3 separate regions of the Mus musculus genome follow, and all the other regions are linked to region 1. Evidence: chromatin loops called from intact Hi-C (ENCODE). Cell type or tissue: left cerebral cortex. All regions are shown on one strand. Links, peaks and the distances in the headings refer to the core of each region. The heading gives the core; the rest is flanking DNA. Region 1 overlaps Sox2ot (SOX2 overlapping transcript (non-protein coding)). Region 2 holds the start of Gm20515 (a long non-coding RNA gene). Region 3 has its middle 140 kb from the start of Gm35255.

Region 1 (10,044 bases), core at 1,104-9,103:
ATTAACAAGGTTCCTTTGCCAATGCCGGGAAGCTGGTATCACAGACCATCCCAGGGGAAAATGGCTCACATTAACCACTAAATGAATATTTGACAAGGGCTCATTCGGAGGTATTATTACTATAAATGTGTCCCTACTGGACTTTTCAAGGTCAAAGAGCAATGCTTCAATTAATTATTTAGACTGCTAGTAGATTTGGATGTAATAGCTGTACTTATTTCTGGAAAGCGACACATTCTTGCAGTGGGGAAACCTCCCGAGACTCTCCATCAGCAGCATCTCAAATGGAAAGGTGTGTGAAGCCCTGGCATGCCCAAACTGACTTTTTTTTTTTTTTTCTTTCACGAAATGTTTTCCAAAGCCAAGGGAGAGAAATACCCTTTCCCCCCTTCCCTATTTCAGCAACTATTTTTAGTTTAAAAGGAAAAACAATATAATTTATGTTCGTTTCATCATCATGTCTAGCAAGATCTTCTAGAGTTTGTGATGTTGGGGAGGCTGGGTGGTATTTCATATAACCTCTGCCTTGTCTAAATAGCAAAGTCGGAGGATTTCACAGCCCCTTCTTGTCAGGCTTTGAACACAGGTAGAGTACAGTATCCTGTTAGACAATAAAAGCAAAGGTTTGAAATGGAAGGCACCGGGCTTAGAGTACTGAGTTCTAGTAATGGCAGAGTAAATTGGGGTGCAAGGTGGTCCCCCCTTCTCCTATTGGTCTGAAGGCTGTAAGGGAGGGCACATTCCTGCCATGTCGCCAGTTCCTCCATGACCCTAGGTAAAATGGTAATCGAATGATTTTGAGAGTAAGATTCCTTCACAATAATATAAATTGAATGAATAAGAGATAAGCTGGGGGGTAGTAATTACAGCCCAATTCATTCAGCTTTGCAGAACTTTTGTTGTAGGCGCTCCATTGACTGGGTTTGAGCTGCCAGCTTTCTCACATTAAAAAGGAGCTGATCAGTGCCTGGGGGGAGGGGGCGGGGGGGGGGCAAGGACAACTGCTAAACTGCATGGCTCTGGGGTCTTCATTTAGAACCATTAGAAGAGTGAAATTAAATCGTGCCTTTGTGTGCGCGAGGTTTACACTTTTCAACTGCTCACAGTTTATAGCTAACTGCTCTGAAATTGAGGTCTGACTGTGGCCTGGTCACCTGCTAGTTGGCATCTCTTATCGGTCTGTCAGTCTGTCTGTCTACCTATCTTGGGATTGGAAGCACTTTTCTCTCTTCAAACTCCCCCACCCCAATTCCTTGTTTTTGAAAGTTTTGAAAAATAGGCACTCATATTTTTCTTCCTGGAGTTTTTCTTTTGGCTGCAACTGTTTTAGCCAAGACTGGAGCTCACAATCCCCCCCCATACCCCCACCCTACTATTACTTCAAAATAATTTGCATCTCTGTGGGGGGTTTTTTGCTTTGTTTTTGTTTGTTTTCGGCTGCTTCTCGCTCTTGGAGCTAAGACTTCTTTTCAGGCTCCACCTGGGCCTGGGGTTGGGGCTTGACTTCATATTCTACACTTTCTTTTTTGACCTGACTTGAAAGATGTCTGACTGCCTCTCCCTAGGGACTCTATCTAGGAGATGGATCCCTGGAAGAAGGGAGACACTCCGGCTTCTACTGTGAGAGTCTGGATAATATCCAAAGGCACACAGCCTCTGGAAACTTAAAATAAAAAGCTCAACAGCGCTTTCCAAAGACAGGGAAAAGGCTCAAACTGCAAGATTAGGTCGACGTCTTTCATAATTATTTTCTATTAAAAACTTTCCCGGAAATGTGTTCGTGACACCAGCCGGGAGCCTCTTCTTTTCTAGGGATACTGGCCAGCTCTAGTATTGTTATTCTCCGCAAGGATATTTTCCTTCTGTGGCCTTTAGAAAATAATGGACGACTCGACTTTCTTGTTTTGACTAACGAAACCTCTCTTGGAGAGACTGGAGTACGCAGGTAAGCAGGGATTTCTCTAGTCAGAGCACTCTTTCTGTGTGCGGTCCCGGATAGATTGTATTTTATACTTTGGTAGAACGGGAATAGTGCTAACTTCCTGGGCGCTGCTGTCAGTTCCTCTCCAAAAGCAAGCGGTAATCTTTGTCATTTGAGGGATGCAGAGATTTATTTGCTGCTTCTGGGCCAGCGTTCGGACTAGAGGCAGTGTTTCTAGTTGGCAGGCAAGTCAGGTGATTCAAACCTCGGAGGGGCCATTAGTTTTATGACCCCATCTGCTTGTCTATAGCGAGTCAAGTGGACACGGATGTATAAAGATTTCGGCGCTTTGAACCACTTTTGCTTCTCCAGGCCCAGGTTCGGCAGGGCTGAGTTGAGAGCTCTCCAGCCTCCTGCAGGCTCCCTGAAGGGAAGGGACTGCAGGGCCAAAGCCTGGAGACTGGCAAGGTACCGACTGGAGTCGGCAGCTAACCTGGACTGGCTAGGACCTGACGTCACTGCGGCCAGGCCCCCATCCCCCGAGACTCCCAAAAAAGCTGCAGAGGGGTTCCCAGTGTCTCTGCCCTCCCCGCAACCCTGCACCAAAAGAAACTTGCCCGAGTTTCTGGTACTGTGTAGCTGTTACAGAGTCCTTCTGACTTAGGTTACAGAGTCCCCTGCCTCCTGCTCGGGAGCCTGAACCCTCTATATGTTGACCTCCTGGCCTCAGAGATGGCTGCTATAGGCTTAATACCCTCAAGATCGGAAGTTGTTGGCCTGGGTGTTGTCTTCTTGACATCTTACCCTAGTCCTTTGCCTGTGGCCAAGCCATACTGGGCTCTTCTCACCCAAGATTTGAGCCAGAGAGGACTGGTAAAAATGTGGGAGGCTTTGAGAGATTATTTTGGTAGGGGGGTGGGGCAGGAGGGAGGTCGAGATGAACCAGCCCTTCACTTCCTAAGATGTGTAAGAGATAGCTGTATAAGACCACCTCCACACACCCCTCTACATCTACTGGCTTGATTGGAGCCTGAGATTAACCCTCTGTCTAACAGAAGGTGAGAGACAGGGAACCAGTGCCAAGGCAGTCTCAAAGCTGTATACAAAGGTCCTGGCCCTTGTTAGGGTGCTAAGCAGTGATGTTAGTCTTGGGGGTCACTCATCTTGCCTCTTTATCACCCCCCTTCTGACTTAGGGTTAGCCTGGGAAGTTACTTTGAGACTCTGCCATCTGTGTGTGTCTTCCTGAAAGGAAGAATATTGGCGCTTGAGACGAGTTGCCCCACCTCCAAAGGGCAATAAAATGCTGATGGTATTAGAAGGAGCAGTGACTTGTCCCCTAGCACTCTTTACCACTGGTGGCCAGACCAGAATGGGGAGATGCCCCTACCCCCAACTTGGGATGTCAGGGTCTGCAGCTACTCTGCGAGGCCTATACAGGAAAGGAAACACCAGAGAGTTCCTGGCCAAAACAGTAAAGTTGATTTCCATCATACTAGCAGGCCCAGTTTTGGAGGACCCTGACCACCCCAACATTCAAATGGCTGATCTCTTATAAGTAATCCCAGATAAGCTCACACATGGCCTGCATACCTCTACAGCAGGACTCTTTTCCTTGATGTGTGCTTTCAGAGTTGAGTGACCTGCTAGCTAGAGTTTATGCTAGGATCAGAATGAGTTGGTCAGCTGTATTTTGTTTTGTCTTCAGGCTCTTATCAAATTAGGCCAGAGGCCTTTCTAGACCGTGGCTTCTCTGTTTTCAGCCTTCCTGAGTCCCAGCAACAGCTTCGGACTTCTAAAGTCTTCTGGCTCTGATGTCACGGAGGTTTTGACAGTTGCTTCTGGCTTACCACTGGCATACCATTTCCACGTTCTCCATACCTTCCACTCTTGGGGGTTTACACAGCTTTTAGCCAGAGCCCCATTAGACCCATCTCAAAATAAGAGCAATAACATATTTGAGTCAGACACTGACTATAGACATTCCACGAGTGAGTTAAAGGTGAAAACCATTTGGTAGCTGGAGTGTGTCTAAGAGGGACAGAGCCACTCACTGGTGGACAGACATCCTTTGGTGTTCCTAGAAGTGCATTGACCAGGATTTCTTTTCAACCCTTAAATCCGTTCCATTTTTTGGATTCCCTTCTATGGCGAATGGTCTGAAACCGAACTTTATATTCTGATATGGCCCCAGAATCTCACAAAATAATGACTAGACAGAAATCAGCCACCGTTCCAATCTGGGCTATTGCGTAAGGTTACAGTCCAGTCGTGGCGAAGCAAGCTTGTCTCTCAAGGTCCCCTTTCTGCTTGTTTCCCTCCACTCCTCTACTCCAGGGAAGGTGCCTTAAAATCTCCTGGGAGTGTGTTTACTTCAACTTCTGGTAAACTAGGCTAACACTCTGTCGCCAGCTTTCCAAACACCCTCTCGGTAGCTTTGTGAAATCAGTGCAAATCATTTCAGAATTCAAGATGGCAAAATAAAGCTGAGCATATGGAGGTAAGGCTTGGCTGTCAGGAAATGGATTTAAATGTTTAGCTCACACCTACCTCAGGCCCCAGGACTTCCTCTTTCCTCCTCAGCAGCTTGCTCCTGGAATTTGGGTACCCTACCTCTCTTAGCAAGCTGGCTCCCCAGCATAAATTATGAGTATGTATCAAGTGGGCCCTTCTGCTAAGATTAATCAGGGCCTATTCTCTCTTGCATGTTTCCACTTTGATCCCTATAGAAAGTTCTCCTTACCCTGTAAGCAATGTCATTCTACAAACTTACTATTTCCATATAAACTATGGAGGTAGGTTTCGATAGAAAACAAAAAAACAAAAACAAAACAACAAAAAAAAAACAAAACAACAAAAAAAAAGCAGGTAATCCTCCCACCCCCCACCCAGCCCCAGGAAGCTTTCCAAGTTAAGGACACAAAATATTTCATGGTTAGTTGTGTGAGCTTCTAAATTAGCTGCATATAAAGTATTTTAAGATTTTTTTTTTTTTTTTTGGCTGTCACTGGCTGGCAATACTCATTTTGTGTGTGTGTGTTGGTTTGAAAAGCAGGAAGAAATGTAATGAATTGAGTGCTGTCAGAGATGTCTTCTGTTTGAACAATCTGCGACGGGCTGAATGGCAGGGACTCCCTCATCCACTGCAGGTGCAGTAGAGCTGGGGAAGGGGGAGGGGGCCCTCTGTTCAGTCAAAAAGCAGCATTTCCCACAATAGACCACACACTGGTGGCCAGCGTGACATCGGCTCACACTCACATACTTTCCCCCATCCACAGTTCTGAACCGACAAAGTGGCCATACAGTAGGCTTGCATAGGTTCCTTTAATGAACATTTTGTGGTTCCTATGGCCAGCATTGAAATCCATGAGCCCTGGGAGGAACAAATAGACTTTTAATCGTGAGTTCCCAACTCAAATCTATTGCTGTAGATATTAAAAGTAAGCGGATCTCTCTGCTCTCACCCAATATCAATGCTCGAGAGGCCCAGATGTGCTAGGATCTGAGAACTCTAAGTTAAAAGTTTTTCTGAGACTACTTAGGATCCAAGCCTGGGTCTTGCAAGTCCTGTGAGATCAAACAGGAAAGGAGAGAAGGCATGAATTTCGTGTATTTGTTTAAATGTAAAAGGACCTCTAGTATTTTATTATGCGGCATGAGAGGGCTAATCCTACAAATGAAGGCACCTTAATCTTGCTGAGCACAGTCCTGTCCCCTTTTGAATTGGTTTTACTGGGGAGAGGGGTGGGGAGGAAGAGAAGGGGGTCAGGAAAGGCGGCAACTGTTTTAAAACTCTGGACAGAAATGCGACCACCCTTTAGCTGCCCTTGCTGGCAACCAGCAGACGTTAGAAGAGTTTTCCTCTCACACTGGTGTGAGCTCAGGCCCGGGTGCAGCAAGTTTTAAATGGAATTATTTAAGTGTGAGAGGCTACTGGGAACTTGGCAGTCAGGCCCTTCTTTAAACACCCTGCCCTCCCCCCACGCTTTGGCCAGGTTTTAGTTTTGGGTCTGAAGATTTAGGGAAAGGCAAGATACTTCCCTCAGCACCACCCTAGCCTGTGATAAGAGGGTGACACCAAGGTGGTCCAACTAATAGACGGTTCCCGTTTGTGCTGAGGAAAATTACTCAGTGTTTACACACAGTTAAAACAAGCCAAGAAAAGCATCAACTTTCCAACACCCCTCCTCAATAAACCCTGTTTATGATTCCCTTAAACACTTCTGTGGGACTAAGAAGGACACCCTTGCTCTCCTCTGGGTAAGAGGAGAAGCCGGAGTGCGCTGGGTGGTTCTGAAAGGCATTGATAGGAAAGACCAAATTCTATAAAATCCCGAATCACAGGAAAAGATGTCTGAGAGTGAGACAAAGCTCACTTGCTTGGGGCCTTACGGCGGGTATGCCTATGGCGCCTACTTAAAGTCTAGGCCTAGAAGAAGTGTTCCGATTCCCCCATCTACAGAGCCTGCAGCTTAGGCGCTAACGTATCTTCCGGCCGGTACACACCCACAATTAATCTTTCTTATTAAAGCCTCCATTCGGTACCCAAGGGGCAACTCAAACCTATTTAGATTTCCTTGGTTGGCTGCACAGATTTAAGTGGGCAAAGAGTTATAAACCTAATAACAGAGGGCGCGCGCGAGAGGGATTTGAGTAGAGAAGACGCAGGATTCACGGAGGTGGGGGGGGGGGGGAGGTGGAAGGATGCTGTGGGCCTTGCCCACGTCTGGAGTCTGCCTCGGGTTGCAGCTGGAGCTGTAGGGAAGGCAGTGAGCCTCCCGCGCGCGCGCCACGCGCAGCATTCTCGAGTGCACCTGCATCCCAGCCCCTTTGCTCAGCCCGCAGGTACTCAAGGCGCCTCTTCCTTCCCAAAGAGGCGCAATCCTCAAAGCATCCCCAACATGGGAACTTGCAGAGAACTAGGAAAGGTTTGCACTGTTTGGGATTAATTGAGAATAATTAACACTGGACACGGTTAATCACCACTTCGCAGCTCTCTTCCCTCCTTTCGGGCCTGTGGTGTCGGCCTCTTTTGCTCCGGCTGACGATGCGGGTGGGTTTGCTGGTGAAAGTGAAGACGTCGCAGTAGCTGTCACCCAGTTCTGCTGTACTTTAAAGCGCTCGCATATTGTTTGATTACTAATTCGAGTTAATATGATCTTTATGGCAACATAACAGTGGATAATTGGCCTTTTTTCTCAACAACAATGTAAATCACAATCGCTTTATTATTTAATAACGTCAAACGCTTCGTTGGATTGGCCCCGACCGAGAAGACCTTTTCTTTCTAGACAGTATTATGGGGGAAGGACAATGAAGATCTAATTGTGGAGGTTTCATAAGTTGGCTCCGGTAAATGAACAGCTTCGATATGGAAGTCCCAGCAGATGTGGGCACCGCTAGCTGTAGAAACTCCACCCCACCCCTCTACCCACCATCCAAACACACTGTTGGAGGCTTTCTGGGGTGGCTGTGGTCCACGGAGCCTAGCAACCACCTGAAGTTCCCAGTAGCAATTAGAGCTTGTATCAGGCTCTTTACATTGGGGATTTATCATTAAGGCATCCAGTCAGCTCACCAAATTAACACGACTTGCAAATAGCCACAACCCTTTGGGCGCCCTTACGGTGAATTTGGCTGTGGGACAGGGAGAGCAGGGGTCTGCGTTTTGTTTTGCTTTGTTTTGGTTGGTTGGTTGGTTTGGTCTTATTTTGTTCTGGTGTGATTTTAAAAAAAAAAAAAAAAAAAAACGGAATTAGTATTGCAGGGTCTTGGAATATACTTGTCTCAGACAGTTTGGCAAGGGACTTGAGCCATTATTTCTCAAATGCCTGGGAAAAGCTGAGAGTACCCAGAGACCCTCTCACAAGAAAGACCACTCATGGAAGGAAGGTGTCCCCGCTGCTAGAAAGATAGCCTCATCACCCTTGTCCCCAAAGGCCCAGTTCTAAAGGCATCCACCGCTGCTTCTGCTGTGGTCACAAGACCGCGGACGCTAGGGTCTTCTGAGTGGCAAGTCCCAGCCTTTGGAATTCGGGTCAGAGGAGAGAGACTCGCAGCCTGTGGAGGTTTTGTTTTTGTGTGTGCCCGCCTCTCCATTTTAGTCAACTAATACTGCCTGTCGGGGAAAAGGAACAATTCGCTCCCACCCACCCCTCCGCGCCTTTCTAAGATAAACAGGAGGTGCGAAACGCTTCTGAGCACACGCGCCCCGGGGCCCTCCTCCCACTCTGTGCGCCAACCGAGCATCTGTCCCCGCGTCCCCGAACCAGACCTGGGTGACAACTGCCGGTATTTCAAAACCGTCCCACTGACCGTCAACCATATTTACAATCCCCCACCCCCCAAATCGAGTCACTTCTCTGCCCACTCTCTCCTTTTCTGAGAACTTAAAAGAAGTGGAAAACGTTGAGGAATTGAGAGTGGACTTTCAAAAACGAATCTTTGCCCACCGAAACACGCACTCGCACTTTTTAAAAAGTAGTATTTCAGCACAAGGAGGACATTTGGAAACTTTCTCTTAACAGGAGTCGGGCACATTGCTATTCTTGTGTGTTGGTCGTCTGGCCTCCCCACCCGCGGCGGACAATACCCGCATTGAGACGCGGTGGCCTGCGGGCAGCGGGAAGCTTGGGACTGCGCAGCCTCCTCCAAGGGGCCCGCAGCTACGGGAGCACTAGGATGGGAGCCGGGGCGGGGAGGTCGGTCGCCGGAAGGACAGCCATTAGAAGTATCATTTTTGCCTAAAGCCTTATACTACGCCTCGCTTTGAGGACTTAGATACAGGGTTGTATAAAGACTTAGAGAGTAGGAAGACCGACTCAACTGAGGACGAGTTTCGCATTTTGTTTCATTTTAATTGTCACCCCACCCCCCCGCACGCACGATTTTATTTAGACACTGAATTTTGCACCCCAGGCGGTCCAACCCCACAGACTTCACTCCTAGGCACCTCGTCTTTTGTTAATATCTCAACCTCGGGCTCTGACGCTAAGCAGGCTTCCGCCTTGGTGCCAATTTTTGTCTCACCCGAGCCCTGGTACACTGCAATCTCGCGCTGGGAGTACGGCACCGCAGAGGGCGGGGGGAGCCCAGGTCAGAGACTCGGGAACATTCTTTTCTAAGCTCGATTGTTTTCTCCCTCAGAGCACACCAGCACCCAGGGCCTTTGCAGAAGAACCTCGAGGTCAGCAGAGGCCCTCGGAAGGGCGCCACAGTGGCTGAAGCTGGCGTCTTAGGGTTTAAAACGTGCACCCCGCCGAGTGTTGGGACCACGTGCTGCGCCTTCGAAAGGTGACGGCGGCCCCGCTGCAGTCCCGGGCGGCGGGAGATGGCGCAGGGAACGCCGCAGCCCCCGGTGGCGGCAGGGGCGGGTGCTGTGTGGCAGAACTGGCCTCGGCGCTGAGTGCAGAGAATTATCTGGAGCGTGCTTGATCTGGGGCTGCGTAGTCAGCGTAGTCAGCTTCTGCTTTATTTGTTTGTTTGTAATCTCATATTTAGCAAGCCAGGACGGTGGCAGCGAGGGAGAAAGGAAGGGATGGAGGAGGGGGCTTCGCGCTAACCACACCCCTTCCTAATGAGTTAATTTCCATATTTGCGTCTCCCGCTTCTAGCGCCCTCTCTTTCCGGGCGCCTCCGTGCAGTTGCGTCTTGCGCAGCTCAGACACTCTCCACTTAGGAATGAAACAAAAAAGCCCCGGGTAAGAGCAGAAAATTGGTCTATTGATAACATTCGCTCCGAGTGTTGATCTTGGCATTGCGGGCAGCCGGTTAGTCTCCACCCCACTCCCCAAATGGGTCACACAGGGATTGCAGAGGGCTTGCGGACTTACTAGCTGACTGCAGACAGACGTTGACGTCCCTCCCGCCTCCAACTGTCCGACCCTCGCATCGTCTTTTCTCACAACTTCACATTTTTTTGTCCCTCAGGGTAAAAACAGTGGAAACCTAGCCAACGCAGAAAAGGAGGGGAAATAATCTCAAACAAATGAATCAAAAGCGAAAGTTTCAAACTAGAGTCGGACTGGGGCAGGGGCGGGGGGAGATAAAGTTTTGTACTAGAAAAGGAGTGCTGGTCGAAGCTGGAAACAGGCTCTAGGGTGGACACCTGTGGGAATAGATTAA
Region 2 (10,044 bases), core at 727-8,726, 220 kb before region 1:
ATACACACCTGAAACCCAAGCATTCTGTAGGCTGAGGCAGGAGAATGGCAGGTTTGAGCTGGCCTGGGATGTATAGGAAATTACTACCCACCCTCCAAAAGGAAAATAGAGAGAAAGGAAGGAAGGGTACAGGAAGGAGGGAGGGAGGGAGGAAGAAAGTGGGAGGGAGGCAGGAGGGAAGCAGGATATCACACAAGAATCATAGCAATTGGGGTAGCAACTAGAAAAGAAAGTTAATTTCCACAAATCACTGATGTTCCCACATGGAAACCATTCATCCTAGAATGGTATGATGTTATGTCTATTACCTAAAAGCTAGAGTAACCCGCCTGTGAATCTTCCTATATTAGTTAGGCTTTTCTAGAGAAACAAACTACACATTCGTGCATGCCAAACCCTCACAAGTACTCATCCTGCTGACACACCGTGGCAAGCCCAGTCAGGGTATAGGGCAGCCCTCCTGAGAGGGCTAGCCTATGCTCACTCCAAGCACTCCAGGAACAGTAAAAATAGTGAAAGCTTCCGGTAGACATGAAAATCCTGTATTTGAATAATAATTGTAGGTAAATGTCTTGATTGTTTTTTCATTAAGGAAATATATTACATCTTTCATGCATAAATATAGTATCATCTTTTTTTAAAAAAATCTTAATTTCATTTATTTAAAATAGACCTCTGTTCTCATAATCAGTGGGTGTGGTTGTCCAACACAACAATGTGTGTGACTTCAGAATCAACTATGTCGTTCATTGGTAAAAATAGAAGTAGTCCCTTCGTAACATGAATAGTCCGGTTATTAAGAAGGGACTTCATTTTCTCGTGTGGCTTTTCCTCAACTGGAACCATCTATCTCAGAAGTAATTATCCAGGAAGTATAATTTTCCCAACCCTGATATCCGCTCACCCCTACAATAAAATAAAGCAAAATTTCTTCATGCTGTTCCAACGAAATAAAAAAGCATCTCTGTCCCTTGTCTCAATAAAGGATCTTCTGCCAGAAGACAAATGTCAAATTGAATGGACAAGACAAAATAGACACATCTTCATCAGGACTAAGCCACTCTGTCCGTGGCGCCGGCTGTGTACAGTAGAGTAACTCTCTGTTCAGTGGCAGATCAATTCTTCATTGGGATTCACATTTTGCCCATCAATGAGAGACCACAATTAGGTCAAACCTTGATCAATCTTCCTGCCAACGGACCTGGAATCACATTTGAAGCCTCATCTGCGTTCACGCCCCTCTTTTATCCTAACACAAAGGCTGGGACCACACTGTTGCTGAAGCTCCCTTGGAATTGTTTGTGTTTCACTGGTGATGTGAGATGTGCCAATTTTTTCATTCCATAAACTAGATGGGCTTTCTCCCCCACTCTCGTCTGCAGAGAATTCCTTAACCTTCCATGGCCTTGTTCTCTCCTCAGTGGACCTGGGGTTTAGGCTGTAATGAATAGTCACTAAACTTAATCGTACGTAAAGATAAATGGAAAGCTGCTTTAAAGGCACTTTCCTGGGACCTGCCTTTAGGATTCTGGGTCAGTTGATTTGGGTTGGATACCAACATTCTTTGACCATGACTTTAGATGCAGTCTTATCTATCAAGTACTAAACTCCCAGATGAACTCGGGAATCCCAAAGCTGCAAAAATTCTAAGGTCCAAACTGAATTATTCATACGCTGGCCAAGCAAGCAATGCAGACTTTATATAAACATAAATATAAGGCTAAAATAAGATTAAACAACGAATATCTGTTGTGCATGTTTAAGTTCAGGGAAGCCTTTCTAAGTATTAATTCATTGAGACACAAGCAATATCAGCAAAAATTAATATATTGATTTCATTAGTGCAGAAGTTGAGCCACATAGAAACAAAGTCATTGGCTCAACACTGGCCAGTGGGATGTGATGAAGAGGGGAGTTTGGCAAGTGCACCAAGGTGCACAGAAGACAGGCCTGAGCTAAAAGAAGCTAACAAGTCTACATGTTGTTGAATTCTCACTGAAGACTAGCAAGGGCCTGACTTCTCACATAATATGACACAATTGCATCTTGTATTGTACCATGATTTTCTTATCCCTTCATCTGGGAGTAAATCTTCCTGATCTTGGCTTTTAAGAAGAGCATCGCTTTGAACATGAACACGTGGCTGTCTTCTCAACATACCAAGCTTAGTTCTAGAAGCCAGGCACAGAAAGGCAGATATCGCATGACCTAATTTATGAGTTGTATCTAAGAAAGATGAGATCACAGAAGTAGAGAATCATGTACTGGTTCAGAGGCTAGAGGACAGGGGCAGATGCAGAAAAAAATACAGTGAGCCAAGCCCACAACTTGAGTGACACAGAGGGATAAAGGTGGTCATCTTCCTCAAAATATGTTGTGTACATGTGAGGAAATATCATAATATTAATATCAGTAACATATACTGATGAAAATCTAAAGAATTATTCCTACTCAGAACATTCCTGCTAGATTAGATAAAAATAAAACCTAGTTTAGTGAGAAAGCACTTAAATCTACTTATAAAATTTGACCTAGTATACAAATTATTGTATGTCTATGATAATCCTGAAGAATAGTGATTAAAATAAAACAAAATTTCAAAACAAGAAAGAAGGAGGAGGAGAAAGAGGACTGAAGGAAAAGGAAGAGGGAGAGGAGAGGAGAGGAAGAGGAGAGGAGAGGAGAGGAGAGGAGAGGAGAGGAGAGGAGAGGAGAGAAAGAGAAAAAGAAAAAGAAAGCGAAAGAAGAGAAAGAAAGAGAAGGAGGAGAAGGAGAAAGAAGAGGAGAGGAGAGGAGAGGAGAGGAGAGGAGAGGAGAGGAGAGGAGAGGAGAGGAGAGGAGAGAAGAGAAGAGAAGAGAAGAGAAGAGAAGAGAAGAGAAGAGAAGAGAAGAGAAGAGAAGAGAAGAGAAGAGAAGAGAAGAGAAGAGAAGAGAAGAAGAGAAAAGAGAGAAGAGAAGGTGTTCCATAGTCCCAGGCAAGAAGCAGATTTCCAGAGCTGGGCACAGTCCTGACTCCATACTTTAATATAGGCTGATTCAGGCTAGCTTTGTAATTCTTCAAGGTTCTGTTCTCTTCATCCATAGCATGGAGGCTGCTATACTATGGTATTTAGGGTACAGAGTTATGAAGAGGACTACGCAACACTTATAAAGCTTGACCAACTGCCTGCCACATGGCCAGGACTAAATAAGTAAAAGTAGAAACAGCAAAGAAGTGTTGGTTTTAAGGGCACTTATTACAGGGCAGAGAGTCATTGTCCGTGAATCCAGAGTGACCTGAACACTAGGAAGAGGGTACTACCTCTGGTGGCCATCTCGCTTCTCCATCTTGGTCAGCCTCAATATTATCTACCATGAATTCCCCCTCCCCTTTCTCAAACTAGATGTCCAAAGAGATCTACAACTAAAACAACCCTAAGTCAATACAGCCTCTTGTTTCTTGTGAGGTTGTTGAACAACACGTGTCTTCAGAATAATCTGACAGGCAGATGGAGCCCTGAGGGGTTAGGTATGAAAGCTCCCTCACACCCCTCTGGGAAGAACATCTAGTGTTTGGGAGAAATTTCTGCTGTTTTTTTTTTTTTTTTTTGTATCCTCTGACTTCAGTGTTGGTAGTCTCTCTCGCTTCTCCTCTGTCACTACAATTTTATTTCAGAGCTTAACTCACTTGAGATAAGGAACATCTGACTTCTAAGGACACATATAGGGTCCATAGAGGCTTGGGCGCTGCCCTCCAGACAGCCTCAGTTCACGGTCCTTATACCCCCTCTTAGCATGGATCACTAGGATCATTTGATTACATCCTCTTTCCGTGTTATGTATCTACTGAGAACATTCCCTCAGTGCTCCCTAAGAATGCCCTTCTCTCCAGCCTCTTGACACACTACTGTCTTACCTTCTTTTGAAAACCACTTGGAATTTCACAGCTGATGCAGTTGAAGAAACAAGTAGAAGGATTTTTTCTGCTTCCCCCTCATAAAGAACAGTTTCAGGGTGGTTTTGGTTTGTTAGAAGAAGGATAAAGAGGAGGAGGAAGAGGAGGAAGAGGAAGAAGAGGAGGATGAGGTGGAAGAAGAAGAAGGAGAAGGAGAAGAAGAAAGAAGAAGAAGGAGAAGAAGAAGAAGAAGAAGAAGAAGAAGAAGAAGAAGAAGAAGAAGAAGAAGAAGAAGAAGAAGAAGAAGAAGAAGAAGAAGAAGAAGAAGAAGAAGAAGAAAAGAGGGGGAGGAGGAGGAAGAAGGAGGAAGGAGAAGAGGAAGAAGGAGAAGAAGAAGAGACAATGCTACTATATAGGTGTCCCAATAACAGATTTCCTTCCTGTGTTTCCAGCTAAACCAGCCAGTCAAAAAGATACAGTGCTGCTAAAAGTGCTGGAGAAGCTGGGGAACAGAGCTGATCTGCAGCCAATCGACCACAGGGAGTACAATCGGTGTGCTTTTCTCCCATAGAGCACAGTTTCAGCAGGAAATTATACAGGGCCTGCTTGTCGCTGCCTTGGAGCCGGCCAGGTGATGCAGGAGCACCCGTGTTGTACGACAGCAGATCTGGTGCGCCCTTTGTACCACCCAGTCCTATCGTGCCTTCGGCCCTTTGTGTGTTTTTAATGGGGATAAGTGTGAGGCGCATGGAGTGCAATCACATTGTGGTCTTAAAAGGATCTCTGATGATAGAAAATATGTCAATTTATTATTTCCCTCAGGACAGAGAAAAAAGTACAAAGGTTCAATGGACGAGGAAGATAATGCTCGTTCTCTGTATAACATTTTTCCAACAAAGGATTTTAAGGTGATTTTCCCTTTTTTTTTTTTTTTTTTTACAAAAAAAAATACTTTAGTCCTATTTTGTAGGTGGGGATACAAGAAGATTTGTAGGAACTGAAACATCCTGGCGGTGGCCCCTGCATAGAGCAGCATAAGCCTCTATGGTCCTTTCCTGGCTTTTTCTCTCCCTCTACTGGAATTTGGTTCTTCACAGCAGAGTCATGTAGTAAAAGCAAGCACTACCCTATTGTTTGAGATATTCCATGTACCAGAACCACAGTTCCATCAAATCTTCAAGCTAAAGGCTACATCTGTGATCAGAGCCATCTCCTGTCCCCACAGTTCCAGTTTTCTTGACTAGCAATTAGCCCAGTAGAGGCCGGCTGCTCCTGCATGGGGAAGATGCTGGAGAGTTGAGCCAGGAGGTGGTCACTTGTTATTTGTCACGAGGGTCATTGATAATGAATCAACAAAGCATTGACAATGGTTTTCTTGTAAACTGAACAAACCTTATAAATGGTGTGTGGTCTCCCCTCCCCCATGAATTAGCTCCTTTGTCCTGAAATGTGTGGTTAGCCCAGATACTCATTCTGCTTGGCTGGAAGAGGGGCAGAGTCTGGGGAGGCGCCCGGAATGCACAAGTCCACATTTCGCATTTTGGTTTTCTGTATGGGGAGGTGGCAGGGGGGCGGGGGGGGGTATATCTCATGCGTACCGTGGGAAGTTGGAAGGAAAAAAACATAAGCAAAAATCAGAAAACTTTCTGGACTCCTTTTCTGGACTTTTTAGGGCTTGGTTGCGACTGGTAAACAGGAAAGAAATTAAGAATGTAGGAACAGTTTCCTAAATGCTTTGTACAGCTGCTTGACAACTGTCTGTTTTCTTAAAACCCTAAATAAGAGAGCTGAGTATTTAGGAGGGTCCTACCTGCTTTGTGGACCGCCACTCTCTGCTGTTATGTAACAGTGGGCACTGGCTGGGCAGCTGAATGAAAGGGACAGTGTCTTAAAGCAAATGGGCAAACAGTCACTGCTAGCCTCTTCTTTGGCTCCTGGGGCGGTGGTGGGGTGGGGGTGGGGAGGAGGTTTCAAAATGAAGTTCTCTGTTGCCTGGAGCCTATACAACTAACCTTATCATCAAGATGCTGAGACCAAATGCCCAGAGCTAAACAGAACGGATCCTCAGAGAAGCCTTGTATGCTCCGCAAGTGCTGTTTGTCTCCATGAAAGCCAAATAGCGATGGCACCATTTCTGACACGTTGTCACCAGGTAGATGGTGTATTGGAATGTGAGTCAGATCAGAGAGATGGGTGCTGCTCGAGGACAGCAAGTAACATCCCAAGCTTGACTCTGGGTGTGCGGGTTTATTGGCAGAAATACACTGCGCTTTAACGTGTACTTTCCTTATAATTTTATTTAATGGCAATTTTTAAATCAAAGTGTTAGAATGTGTCTTTCTCCTTTAAAAAAATAATTGCTAAAATCATTGATGGCACATTAAAACAAGTCAGTGGTTAAGGTCACATAAACCCATGTAATATGTATATTCAACCCAGAATTATTTAGGGTCATCGTAGCCATGGAGTTTTCAAATAAATTATTTGAATATAAAAGTAGATTATGTCTTTCCCCTGTGGCTGGCCAAATGTCTTTTCAACAAAGGGTAAAGTAAGAAGGCTATTTTTTTGTGTAAAAGAGTGATCTTTTTAATCATGCTTGACTGCCTCTCAGGACAGTCTCCGTTTATAATGAGATATTTTGAACTCATCTGAACCAGAAAGTTTAATAAATTTATAGTACATTTTGTATTAAAATATGACCATTTATTTCAGGAGACAAGAGCTAGCGAGAACAGAGAACAAATTAGTGATTGTTAAATCTCTAGGCCGTCCTCTGGAGCTAACTAACGTCCACATTGGCCCGTATCTACAAGAGTATAAATAAGTGTTTATTTAGTTTATTCTTCCGCACTTCTTGGCAGCTCTTCCAATCTCAACTGACCGTCTATTTGAAAAGGACACTCGCTATTTGGAGCCTAGGTCAGCCCTTAGCTGGAGCGGCTGTGAAGATCCAGTAACAGAGGTTCTCATGGCCTTTTTTTCCAGACTTTCTGAGGTTGCCAGGTAGGGAGAGAGCAAAGGTGTTTCCCGTGTGGTTGTGGGTCGCCTTTGAAGTAGATTCATCCCATATGCAAATGTGTAAACATTAGCTTTCTCTTACTAATGTAGTAAAAGGAGCGGTCCTGAGACTAGAGAAGCTCCCTCACCGGTAAGGAAATGTTTCTGAGAACTGGAAGAACATTTTGACATGGTTATTAACATATGAAAACATGCTCATGGTACTCTCTAGTGTTTTAACACTCGAGACATTCAATTAGTTTTCTATTATACCGGATCTTTTCTTAACTCCTAGTTAATTTTTTTTTTTACAAGTAGAAAAAAAAATTCACAAGATACATCTTAACCTGGTATCAGAACTGAGTACCATGGTGAGTCATCTCCGATCCTATTTCTCTAATGACACATCACTTAGGTACGTGTGGATTTCCTTTGAGCCCCTAATTTTCTTTTTAATTATTCTACAGTGAAAGCTCTCCCCCCCCCCAATTAATTTGACTTTCTCAGATTTTTACAGTAAAGCGTGTGTCATATCTCTCTTGAAATTGACCATTCTTTTCAGAAGGGGGAAAAAAAGTTTCTTTTTTTTTTCTCTTTGGCCTGGGGTGCTGCACTGAAAAAAGTCACTCAGCTAAAATGAGTTACTTCATTTCCAAGTAAAAACAACGGTGTTTTCATGCCTGCGCTTATTATTATTCTGAGAATGTACTAATTTGTTACATCCAAGATGACGGTTCGTTGGGTCTGTGAAAGGGGCAGTGTGCCAGCTATCAAAGAGAAGTAACAAGGACTCCTTTCATGGGACAGAGAGCAGGGACAGCTCTTGTGGGTATCAGGAGGCATGCTGCCAGCACAGTCATCCCGATGTCAGGGGCTCCCAGTGTCCGGGTCTGAATCAAGCAAAACGATAATTTTCCTGAACGTCAGGGTGGGCAGCCCGAGGAGCAACTGGTCGCGGCTTTATCCCCCACAGGCCCCAGCTGACGTGCCTCAAGGGTTTTAATGTTTGTAGCACGTTATTACTTCAACATTAAGCTTAGATAATTGTCTACTTGCTCTGAGCTGGTTAATAGCAAAATACAAGTGAAGAGGGGGCATTTTTATAAAGTAAAACTGCAAAATAGAATTATATATCTATGTACTGTGGAGTTTCTGTTGTTCTCCCTCCTGACATTTGAATGATAATGAAGTTTGATTCTATACTACCTTTATTCAGCTCTGAACCAGGGTGGTCTCGTCATTTTGTTTTACGCGCATAACACTGCCTAAGGTCACGAGTTGTAAATCGTCACATAAAAAGACTGAAAATATATTCAGCACTTTGTAGTTTCCGAGCGCGCATTTAAGAGCTTCAGTGAAGAGTCGGACCTACATGGCAGATTTTTCTGGCCCTGAGCAGTCAGCTTGCTGATACAGACAGCGGGCGACAACACGCTTTGATATGCCCTCTGTGCAGGCGCATCCTGACCCGTTTTCTGTTATTGTAATGTTTTTCTTTGCTTTATGGAGAAACGCTCCCTACTAATTTTTTTTAAGAAATCTATTTAAAAATAATTTCCATCTGCCTCATATGATTTAATAAATGGAAAACACATTTGGATTAATGAACAGAATTCTGTGTGGGGGCATAAAAACTTCTCTCTGAGAACACTTGCTTTTTGCTTAGTATGCATTTGTCAAATTTTCTTTTTAACGTACAGTTTTAATCTTTGGCCCTTTTAAATAAAGGAGTGTATACTTTAAACAATATTTAACTAGCAACTGTTTAAATATAATGGCCATGTTACTTTATCTGTCCCTTAGAATGGGTTGTACTTGACGACCTCTGTGGCTCGGGAGTCCTCCAGTGTAAGTGTTCCCGCTCCCAGAGAAGCAAACAGAGTCTGCCTTTTGTGGTGCTCATGAGTTGCAGATTTGATTTTCTTGACAGCTTACCTCAGGAGTGATAGCTGTGTGTGTTTGCTGTTTCATTCACAATGAAAGGAAACTGGCTAAATTCACAAGGAAGACACCTCAAAGTTGGGACTGTTTAAAATAAAAACGCAAATACACACCACCATGAGAGATTTTAAACAAGCTAGGTTACCAAATCGGTAGCTAATTTTTTGCCTTTCTAAAATGTTGGATATTTAACCCTCCGAATAATTAAATATTTGTAATAAAGCAGTTAATTCAAGCAGTTTATTGCTGTAATTTGCAAAAGTGCATTGAGCTGCTTTCTTTTCAGCTCATTGACGGGGGACAAACATTTCTTTAATAAGACTACAGCACATTCTAATTTTGCTGCAAACGCTTAGATAAGGATCAGGCCCTCTCTGAGTCACTGGGCTGACCTATGACATTGAAAGGGCCCAGGCTCTTTGGCAAAAGAAGAGCTGGGATTCATTATTATGCACAGGACTTCCCGGTTCTGAAGGGCTCTGTGCTGTCTCTCAGATAGACTTTGTTTGTTGGAAATGAGAACTGCATTTTGGCAGCAGCCGACCAGAGCCAAGCTACTCAGCAGGCCCATTGGTGATGATGCAATCCCTCATTAACGCTGTTTCTCTATTAGTGGATTGTACAGGAGTTACATGCGATTGAGCATCTTCATTGAGGCGCTTAGAAAAGCTTCCTAGTATCAGGCCCTACCTCTGGGCGGCCCATCTTTATTAGCTGCAGTGATTAATGCTAGAAATAATCTTTTGCACTTTGCTTGATATAAAAATGCAATATAAGAGCCCAAAACTCTGGTGGAACTTAATCTCCCTGTCAGAGGAAGGGAGGAAACATTTACCTGGAAAACAAAGCAAAACACAACTAAACAACTGGGAAGTTTATCAGGCTGAAACGGCGCTTGGGTACTCTTGCCGCAGAAGTGAATGAACACCAGTTGCCATGCCAAATGTGATTCCTCCTGCTGCTCCTGCTGTTCCAGATGTGTGTGCTGGGTGGGGGATGCGGGGTTGGGATAGAGTCATAAGCCCAAGCTCATTTTTTTTTAATCCAAACTGTTTGTGTAAGTCAGTGATTGGAGCCTGCAATATCCCAGCATTAAGGTTTTCGTCACAGAATAGTGGCACCAAGATAAGATTGTACTTAAGATAAAATCAAACGGGTTGAGAGGCGTTGCCACCTGCTTCTCTATAAGTGGGCATGCCCTTAAATAAGTCAGGGTAGGCTAGAAGTTG
Region 3 (10,044 bases), core at 745-8,744, 430 kb after region 1:
TTTCTCATGGCCGGCCAGCCATTCATTAATGAGAGCAGTGAGCCCATCTTCGTCCTCCTTTGGCCTAACTTTTCTCATGTCTTCTACAGACGTCAAGAGTGAGGTAGCAGTTTCTCGAGCTTGTGCTCTGCTCCTGTTGTATGGATAGGAGTCTAGAAGCATGACGGGTCTGGAGGGCTGTGTGGTTGTCGTTAGCAGTGGGAAAGTGCACACAGCAGCTGCGGCAAGCTTCCAGAAGCAAACATGCAACCCAGGGGCAGCCCAGAACAGGCAACCCAGGGGCAGCCCAGAACAGGCAGGCGCATAACGTGATCACGTTTCCATCACAGGAGTTTAGAAACTCCAGATGGGTAAGGTTAAAAATATTTTAAGGAAGTCTTTCCTGAGGTATGCCTGTTCTTTTGAGATTTTAGTTTTAGTTGGGCTCAGGTGAGCATGAGGGAGCAAAAACCATGTAGAAAAGAAGAGGAAATAACAAATATGCAGGGCATCAAGTTGAGTGTCGTTTGTGATTGGTTTTCCATTATTAACAGTGTTTCTGAGAAGTCACAGACACTGTGCAGCAACATGGGAGGGGTCCTCAGAGCTCCCTCTGCCCGTCATTAACTCTGCACCACATAGCTGGATGGCTGTCCCCACCCTGCATGGAATTTTATTCCCCTTTCCCTTGTCCCTCTACCCCGTCACACAAGGTCTGAGTGTGCGTGTGCCTATAGTCAAACTGAGTTCTAAAATTCTCTTTACAAATGTAAAATTAAAGAGCCCTTGCTTCTCCGGTTTTACTAATAGTTTCACCACAGGGGTGCTTTATACAGTATTCACCAACTATCTACTAGTGTACCATGGCCTACATTTTCCCCAAACCAAAATGTTGCTGGCATACAGGAAGTAGGAAGCTACCCTATAGTAGAATGACCAGTAGATCCTGTTATAGAATAACGAATCCGATCTGCCCGTCTGTTCACCTAAAATACAGATAATGTACGGATTAAAACTTTAGGCAGAAAGAAGAGCAGAGTTTAAACATTATCTAGAATCTTTGCTTGAGTGTCAGATTAGGACTGTACTGTACAAATCTGAATCTCACTCACCTATCAGCTATGAAGGCAGTTCACAGGAAAAAGGAGGTTTGGGCCAGTACCTGGGAATGGAAGGCAAGAGCTTTGCATACTGGTTTAATCACTGCTGAGAAGGAGACAACAGACTTCTGTCAGCCTCCTGTAAGTCCAACAGGAAGACAATAAGGTCTAAGAACCCAGCTTTCAAGTGTCCATGGAGTGGGAAGGTCACACTTCCATCAGGACACAGGATTGGCATGTGAGAGTGGGCATTGTGTGAGCAAGTCCTTAGGGATCTGTGAGAAAGGAAGCCAACAAGAATATCTGAGCTACATTCTAGAACAGACCACCACACCGTGTCTAAATGCATAGACACGAATCTACACACATGTATGAAACATGCTTCTGTGTGTCTCTCTTTAAAATAGACTATACATGACTACGTATAATAGATTGCACACAGTCTTGTGTAATAGACTATACGTACATTTATATACATGTAAGAACATACTCCCGTGTGTCTGGAATCTGTATGCAGAAGCATGACTGTTCACTGGCTCTAGTCAGTGAAGCAGCTCATTCCTTGCTATGAGTGTGTGTGTGTGTGTGTGTGTGTGTGTGTGTGTGTGTGTGTGTGGTGTGGTTTGTGTGTGGTGTGTGCCTCTTAAGGACATAGTTGCATAATATAATTTCAATGGAAACAACACTATCGGAAAACTCAAGCATCCTTCATTTTGAGTCCTTCCTTGACTGTCCCCTCTTGTGTTAGAGCTTCAACCACAAAACACAGAAGTATGTTCAACGCCTTGATTTTTTATTTTTTGGTTTTTGTTTTCTACAGTGGATCTTTTTCAATAGCATATATAGCATTTTTATTTTTCTTTAAAAAGACAAAAATGGGGAAAATTTTTCCCCTCATCTTTTTGCCAGTCGCACCATGGATGTCCACATACACATTTTAGCATAAAATGTTTCCTTATCGTGGGGGTAAACAGCACATCTCCCCCAACACCAAGATAGAGGGTTCTTCACTAACAGATAGTATGATTTAATTAGAAGCTATCAGAAGCGTGGGTGCCAGCCTGCTGTCTGTTCGATTATTTCAGTTCTCTGTAATCTGTTTGCTTATGCCTACAGCAACTTGTTGATATGGGAAGTCTCTGGGGAGAAACAGCAGAAAAAACAATGAGAGGCATCAGATTTAATAAAGTATCTAAGCAAAGTCTCAAAACGACACCCACACTATGAGGGAAAGCCAAATTTGCTTTTTCTGAGGGGAATTTGTGTTGGTCAGGGAGGGTTCCCGGAGGCTTTGTTTGGAGGCCTTGATGTGTAACCAGTGCACTATAGGCCGCCCTTCACCCTTGGCCTCCTCCTACCACCGCTCTGCCCACCCATACTGACACCGCGGGGGAAGGGTTTCAGAGCAGAAAGAATCAAAAGCTGAGGGACGGGGGAAAAAAGTGCTTTTCAGGGTCTGATGTGTGGGAATCAAATGAGAGGCCTAGCTCAAATCCGGTCGCCAAGCAACCGAAGTGCTACGCTGAGGGAATATCATTAAAGTTAGAAAGTAAGCACGGGCTCTGAATTAGTAAGCCAGGCCCAGGCTGGAGGGTGCGCCCCGACTCTCCAAAGAGGACAAGTGGGGGGCTTTGCGGAGCTAAAGGAGGAGAGGAGAGAGAGGCAGAGAGAGAACGCAGCTGATTTGTAGAGTTTTTTCATAAGAAAAGACAATGGCTGTCCAGACATAGGGTTAGTGGTGAAATATGGAAACGGCCTTGCTGCAGCTGGCTCTCTGACACAAGATTAATAAGTTGCTGTCTCCTAGCCGACCAGAACCTAGTGGGAACTATCCGGCATTTTATCTTGAATTGTGGGTAACAGCCTTATTGCAAGCTGGCCTAGTTTACTGCTCTGCTTTCTCCCCATCTCCCAAAGTGCAGCAAACATCTGTGCCTCTAATGAGGTCATCATTGAGGGTGTCCAGAGAGCTGGGCCCTGAGAACTGACCTCACCATTGCCTGAACACACATGACAAGTGCCGGGGTAGCAGGACAAATTAAATGGGGGGAGCTGGCACTCGGCTGTAAGTTAAGCTCTTAAGAAACTTTTTGCTGTGATGAGAGAGGGGGGTTAGGTTCAGATACAACAGCGCCACAAACCAGAAGGGAGCCCACAGAATTAGACATGGGCTCAGGATGGACATGACCACGCACACAAACAAGCCTCGCTTATCTGGGCCTGCCTTGGTGGAAATGGCCGTAGACCCACATGGTTTTAAAATGAAGCTCTGGTAGATTCAACCGTGTGTGTGTGTGTGTGTGTGTGTGTGTGTGTGTGTGTATACACATACACAGCATTTTCATGCCATTTACAAAGTAATTTGATCATGGGCACAGACAACAAACCAAGCTTCTCTGGAGAACCCCCGCCTCCCAAATAAAAACAACACCTCTAAACAAACATGTACCCAGAAACTCAAAGGGCCACAGCAATTTTGTTTAGTCATCTAATGTCAGAACACTGCAAGGATAGTGCTCCCTTAAAAAGAGCCCATCCTGAGGAGCCAGAAGCCAGCTTTAGAAGGAAGGGGGAACTTTAAGCTTGGAGGGAAGCTACATTGTGTCTATGATTTAATTTATAAGCATTTTAGGCAGTGTTAACCAGGGCTGGGCTGGCCACATCTGTCCAGTCAGCCCAGTCAAGTCAGAGGTGGTGTCGTTGATTCACAAGGATAAGATGTATACGAATAAAGTCCATGAAGGTAGATAAGAGCCAATAAAGTCTCAAAATACACCTAAAAATATCAATTCCCGTGAGTCAAGGGTCCGTTTGCAGACATGATTCCATACAGTGGAGCCCAGAGTGTCCTAGAGCTGTACTTTTAAAAGGAGTTCAATTCTAAAAAACAGGCATTTGGTGACAGGCTGGAATCTGTCAACTTTTGCTGTTCTGATACTACCATGTTTTCAGAGAACCATCACACAAGAGATGTGGGGGACTAGACGTGGAGAAACCTTTGCTTTCTCCAGAGCCAGTAAATGAACAAAAATCTTAACCAAATCTATAGTGTAGGCATCTTGGGAAGGAGAAGGCAGGAGCAGATGGGCTGAGCAGGAGGATGTCTTGGATACTTCTGACTGACCCTGAACATCTCCATGCTAACATCTGCCATCTGCGTTAAGCGTAAATGCCAGACATAGATGCGGGTTGATTCTGGACATGTGTTCAACATAGGCAAGTCAAGAAACCGTCTCAACAGCGATGCTAGAGAGAAGCCCAGAGTTACCCACAAAGCCGTCAGTTAAAACGCTTCACCTTCGATCGGAAGGTTGCAGCTTCAAGGTCTTGACTGTGGTAGAGAAAGAGTCATGGCAAACAAACCATTCTCTGCTTGCAAGAGTTGGGGAGCAGAGCGCTTGGGGTGCCAGGGTGATCTCATGCACTTGTTCGGTATTCATTTAGGGAGGGTTTGCCTAATGCCCACTTCAAGGCTGAACTTTAATTTTTAAATGCAAATGAAGGAAGTGTTGCGTTTAGCTTTGCCAACAGTTTTCAGCAATCTTGTTGGCCTACATTTAGCTGGGAAGCTGCTTGGGGACCAAGCTCAGGGGCTCAAACAATTGAGCAGTTGTTTGCCTGGCTCACATTCCTGAAGCAATCTAGTTCCAGCTGAACTCCTTGGGAACAGTCTGGGCTGTGTACCCCTGGGGAATCGGCCCCAATTAGCACTGACCCTTGGGGGCCTCCTTGCTGGCCCTAGGTCATTCTAAGCTCTCAAGTCTGGGTAAACCAGATTGCTTCAGGTGCCTCTGGGCTTTCCCAAGCCCCAGGATGACATCCGGGACTGTCAACAGAAATGCAGTCACACATAAAAGTCCAGCCCAGCGTAGCTCTTGCTGTTCTCTGATCCCCAAGGGAGACAGGGTGGACTTGTGCCACGACTAAGGAAGCATAGGAAAGAATATACAGAGAATCCTCAGCCTGCCTGAGCCTGGAGTGATGGAGAATACAGGCTGTGGTACCAATCCTCTCCAGTGTTGTGTGGGGTCTTTTTAAAGAGCTGGGTGACCCTGGAGAGTCATTGAACCTTACCTTCTACATTTTCTTGGGTCCTCTCATGAAGACAAAGGAACCTATCATAAGAAGGGAGTGTTCATGTATGTAACATTGCTGGCTTACAGAAAGCCCGGGATAAATGGGAGTTGATTACAGACACAATCTCCATCACATTTGACCAGGGCAGTTCTACTCCTAGAAAATAGGGTGTTTTCTGTGGTTCATGATCAGGTTAGTACTATCCCCTTTCTTAGAAAACAAACAGCCTCCAGCTTTGCTTTGGTATTTCCATCCAAACAACACTTCTAGGTACTGTGGGCTGACACAAGGAGCCTGTAACTTAGTAGCCGTAAGGACTGAAGTGGACTGACAGAACAGAGCCCCCCCCCCCTTAAGAACAATTTGAGCTTAGATGCCCCGAGTCACAGAACTGGGGCTCAGCAAAGGCAGAGACCGCCACGGCTGAGGTCCAAGAAAGTCCTAAGGCAGTGTTGCACTTGGTCAGATTTGACAGTGTTCACCATGATCCTGGTCCTGAGATGGGGGCCAAGTAAGACAAGGCTGTATAGTGCTTAGAGACCAATGGGGGAAAACACTTTAGCTTACAATCTCAAAATATGTAGTGAAGGCTAAAAACGGGTTTGGGTTGAGCAACAGAAGAGTGTGAGGGAAGAGGAATCATGTTGGATTTGAAAGACGAATTAGTTCTAGGCTATGTCCTAAGCAGTTGGTTATTCAGCATGAACAAAGGTTAAATCATGATGAACATAGAAAAGCAGTTATGGGGGGGGGGGGAGAGGCAAGAATATGTATAAGCGGAGTCAAAGAATATGTGTATAGAAAGAAAATGTGGCTATAAAATTAGATCAAGTTCTAATGAGGAATTTATTGTAAATCATTGGCTCCACTGCTTTTCACCATGGTACCAGAAGGTCACATTGGCTATGAGGCTGGCATTATACATCAGGGTTCATCACCTACAACAGCCCGTGGCATGGGGGTTCTGAAGGTGGAAAACTCTTGAGTGTAACTTTGAAGAGTAGCCTGACAAGCCAGGCAGTGCATCAGCTGTGAATTCATTCACATTAGAATCAACTCCTATTCCCATGGACTTCACAGGGTAGAAGGACAGACAGGCCAGCATCAGGCCTGGAGCCAGAGGTGGCTTGGTGAGTCAGTTTCTGATCATGGCTACCTCTTTAGAATTATCCAGGAAAAGAAAGAGTGGTGCCCACTGTGCCCCCAAGAACAACAGTGGCCCGGCAGTAGTTGGGGTTGGAGTGAAGGGACAAAGAGACATTCTGGATTTGACTGAAAGATGCTAGTACCAGACCACTTGAGACTCTGAAACCCCTGTAGCTCAGCTCCCATTAGATCTTCCCTGCTTTATTGACTGTTGTCCTGGCCGATCCCTGCTGGGGATAGCCTTGTATGCTGGAGCTGGGGAAGGATTAGGGTTGACTCTTATTCTTAATCTGGAACTTTCGATAGAATCATTTGAGACTATCTCAAGGACTAATGTGTGTCCACTAACTAAGGAACACTTCTGAGGTATCCTAGCCAAGAAGGTGTCTACTGCTATTACAAATGCTCTTTTAATGATGAGGAAGAACAGTAAGCGATGAAAGTGTCATATGCTTGTCCCAACAGCAGACACAGGACACTCCCAAACACATGCTCTGCTGTGAGTGTCCATGGGTCTCTGAAGAGAGCAACCTGCCAACATTCAACCCCTCCACACAGTTTAAGTGTATCTGGGGAGCTTCCTCCTCTATGTGTGTATCTGGGATTGTCATGCACATATATGCATGTGTATGTGGAGGCCAGAGGTCCACTTTATCTTTTTTAAGTGACCATTTTCTTTTAAGTGACCATTATTAAATACCAATTAGAAGTTAGAGACTAAGAGGTAGGTCTCCTTTCTCACAGTTAATGAGAGACAACCATGAGAAGAGCTGAAAGAATTAAGCTTGGGACACTGAGGGGAAATTACAGGACATGGTCTTGGGAACAGACTCCAGCCAGAAGAGACTACAGCAACATGCTGACATGCCCACACACAGTGACATGTGCGAACGGAGAGCAGAGCAGAAGTATGATGGGCAGGCACGTGTCCTTCCAGGAAGGGCCTGGCACGGCCAACCAGTGATACAGGCACGGAAGTCACTGATAATCTTAAGTGAGGAGGTAGCATCATTAGGGTCATGGTTTAAAGCAACCCGTTGGCAGCTAAGACTCTTGCAGGTGGAAAAAAACACAGGACACAACTTCAAGTTACTGGTGGTGAAGCTAAACCTCTGACTGGTCGCCTTGAGCCGATTTTCCGTGGTTCTGACCAGAGCTTCCCATGAAGAAGGACGTGTTTACGAGTGTTTGCTTTCCTTCGTCTGGGCTCGTTAAACTGTGCCAACTCATTCATTACCTATTTTCACCTCAAAAAATGTTATATGACCCAGGCCTGTCCAAGATTGTGAGAAATTCTGTCCCAACCCTAACCCAAAATTCATGTACTGATTTCTTTCTTTGTCTCTTAAACACATCAACATTTCAAACCATTTTAAAAATCAATCCTTATAGCACAGTAAAATCCAGAGGCGTGCTAATTTTATATTCTCATGCTAAAATAGAAAAATATTTTGTTTTCCATAATGAAAACGTGTGTTTCTGCATAAAACTTTGTATGCACAATGAAAACACTTTAATCCATAACATAATAATCTCACATATGAGCAGGTGTGGGTTTTCAGGCAGTGTTTCTTGGTGTTCATCCGGTGGTGTCATTTGCAGTGTGATATCAAGGCACACATGTGTTTGCAACTCAGGCTGCAGTGAAGCTGTCTGATACAACACAGGTGAAAGCCACCAGCAACGACTTCATTATGCATTGGGTTTTGAGTTAAGTTCTGGTCCCTGCATGTTCAGAATTCCTCGTCTAAATATCTAGTGACTCCCTCTCTACCACTTAGTTACATGGACCCTCTTATGGGGTGCTCCACAGCAGTTTAGGGTGCTGGCCTCTAGACAATCCTGATCATTTTTGGCAGAGTGTCTTTGGCAGAATGTCTGGTGAATCCATGACAAATGACTTATCTAGGACAATTCAGCATTGTCATCCAGTCCTTCTGCAGTGGGGTGGACTGCAACAGCAGCTATCTGTGGCCGACTCCAGCACCGTTTGTCCCTTTGTGAACACTAAGCCAAGTCACTCCTGGGTGCTGAGAGGTATCTGTGAGGAAGAGAGAGAATGAACCTCCTCTCTGGTCTCCAGAACTTGGTGGGTGGGAGGCACTTTGCTGAGAGGGTACTTGAGGAATCCCGAGACAGAAAGAACACACCAGGCTCTTGGCATGGAGGAGTGTAAATGGAGGCAGAAATTCTTCCAGGAGCTGGGAGGAGCTTCCAGGAGAAGATAAGGAGGAGGCATTTTGTTGTGGGTTTCCCCACCTCATCTGTGTACATCCCAAAGAGGAACCTTTGACTTCTCGCTCTTGCTTCAGTTTGCAATGAGCATCTTGCAAATCCTGCCTATCCAGAGAGTTGAAGCTAGAGGTGTATATACCACATAGAAAAATGGCTTCCTGGGTTCTGGAAGTCTGAACTCCGTGGGGGGGGGGGAGGGGCTTCGGTGTTCAGCATCCTTATCTGTGAAGTGAGGATAACAAAAGTAGCCACTTCATGCTGTCCTGAGGATGGGCAGATGTTTAAGAAGCACAACCATCTGCAGCTCTGAAGAAAGGTTCTCTCACCGACCACTTTCCGAACTGGGAGGCAGGAAGGACTGTTAACTAGCACATCCAAAGATGCTGCTGGCTCACGCTAAGCAGTCAAAATGTCACCGTCAGCCACCAATGGCTCTTGAGAAATTCTTTGCAGGTCTGTGTTCTTCTGCTGCTCATGGGCTTGAGAGATGTGGCTTCTATGTGACTGGTGAGACCACAGGGCAAGAAGGGCCCGAGCTGCTTAGGGAAGAAGGCTCAGCTGGTGGCCTGTGAAAGCAAGGACCATGGGTGTGCAAGAATGAATGCTTACAAACGTGTCTGCACACTCACTCTTCCAAATACACCATACTGGCTTAGGAAGAAAAAAAGGCTTACAAGAAAAAAAACATATGGTCATGTCCTCAGACTCAGCCTGTCTAGCTCTGCCTGTAAAAACCAGAGCTGAAGGGACTGCGCTTCTTCTTGAAGCGCCATGAGTAGATATGTCTGATGAACAGAATACAGAAGGAGAAAGCATTGGGAAGAACAGATACTTGTTAGAAGGAACGTTCTCCTTCCTTCGCTTGAGACAAGGTCTCATTACAAAGCCCAAGTGGCCTCCTCCACCTGCCTCTCCCTCACTGTGCTGGGGTCACAGGCACACACCATTGTGGTCAGCTTGGGAAAGTTCAGCTATTAGTGTTTTCAATCATACATGTTTTCCAAACTATTACAAGAACCAGGGCCTTTCTCAAGAAATCATCAGGGAGCCTAGGAGCACGCACAGTGTAAGAAAGTGTGAGATGGTGCTGGATTTACAACGATCGAAAACTGGAGCTAAACTGGGCGTGGTGGTGCACTCCTTTAATCCCAGCACTTGGGAAGCAGAGGCAGGCGGATTCCTGAGTTCGAGGCCAGCCTGGTCTACAGAGTGAGTTCCAGGACAGCCAGGTATACACAGAAAAACCGTGTCTTGAAAAACAAAAAACCAAAAAACAAAAGAAAGAAAGAAAGGAAGAAAGAAAGAAAGAAAGAAAGAAAGAAAGAAAGAAAGAAAGAAAGAAAGAAAGAAAGAAAGAAAGAAAACTGGAGCTAAAACTCCACGTACTCTTAAAAAGACATTTTCAAAAGATTTTTGCCTTTAGGAGTCTAGCTAGTCAAAACTAATAGACAGTAAACCAGCTAATATGCATGAAGGAACTTACCATTGAGTCATTTTAATAGTAATA

What was found. Hi-C counts contacts between places; a loop is a spot of excess contacts. Peaks named below come from ENCODE experiments on the same cell type or tissue, not always from the same donor. Only the 100,000 strongest peaks of a DNase experiment are listed, where the experiment ranks them.
Region 2: a loop joins it to region 1, with 5 times the contacts of the local background. A loop is called at or near these places in 2 of 42 quality-filtered maps.
Region 3: it touches region 1 in a loop (3-fold over the local background); 5 of 42 quality-filtered maps call a loop at or near these places.

The regions. Positions count from the first base shown.
Region 1 is chr3:34,654,899-34,664,942 of GRCm38, forward strand. The region is part of intron 4 of Sox2ot (SOX2 overlapping transcript (non-protein coding)); the gene reads left to right. Among named protein-coding and RNA genes, the nearest start is that of Sox2, 9.9 kb to the left of the region's middle. In left cerebral cortex, for the core only: no CTCF peak of the experiment used is centred there; DNase peaks (open chromatin) are centred at 1,979, 2,280, 5,123, 5,879 and 9 more places; H3K4me3 peaks cover 2,755 bases; H3K27ac peaks cover 6,646 bases.
Region 2 is chr3:34,436,237-34,446,280 of GRCm38, forward strand. It overlaps Gm20515 (a long non-coding RNA gene), which reads right to left and starts at 2,604. Exons shown (of 3, transcript XR_003954604.1): 1 at 1-2,604. In left cerebral cortex, for the core only: no CTCF peak of the experiment used is centred there; DNase peaks (open chromatin) are centred at 4,488, 5,256, 5,763, 5,994 and 3 more places; H3K27ac peaks cover 4,386 bases.
Region 3 is chr3:35,085,949-35,095,992 of GRCm38, forward strand. No RefSeq gene overlaps it. Among named protein-coding and RNA genes, the nearest start is that of Gm35255, 140 kb to the left of the region's middle. In left cerebral cortex, for the core only: no CTCF peak of the experiment used is centred there; DNase peaks (open chromatin) are centred at 2,616, 2,837 and 4,664; H3K27ac peaks cover 2,197 bases.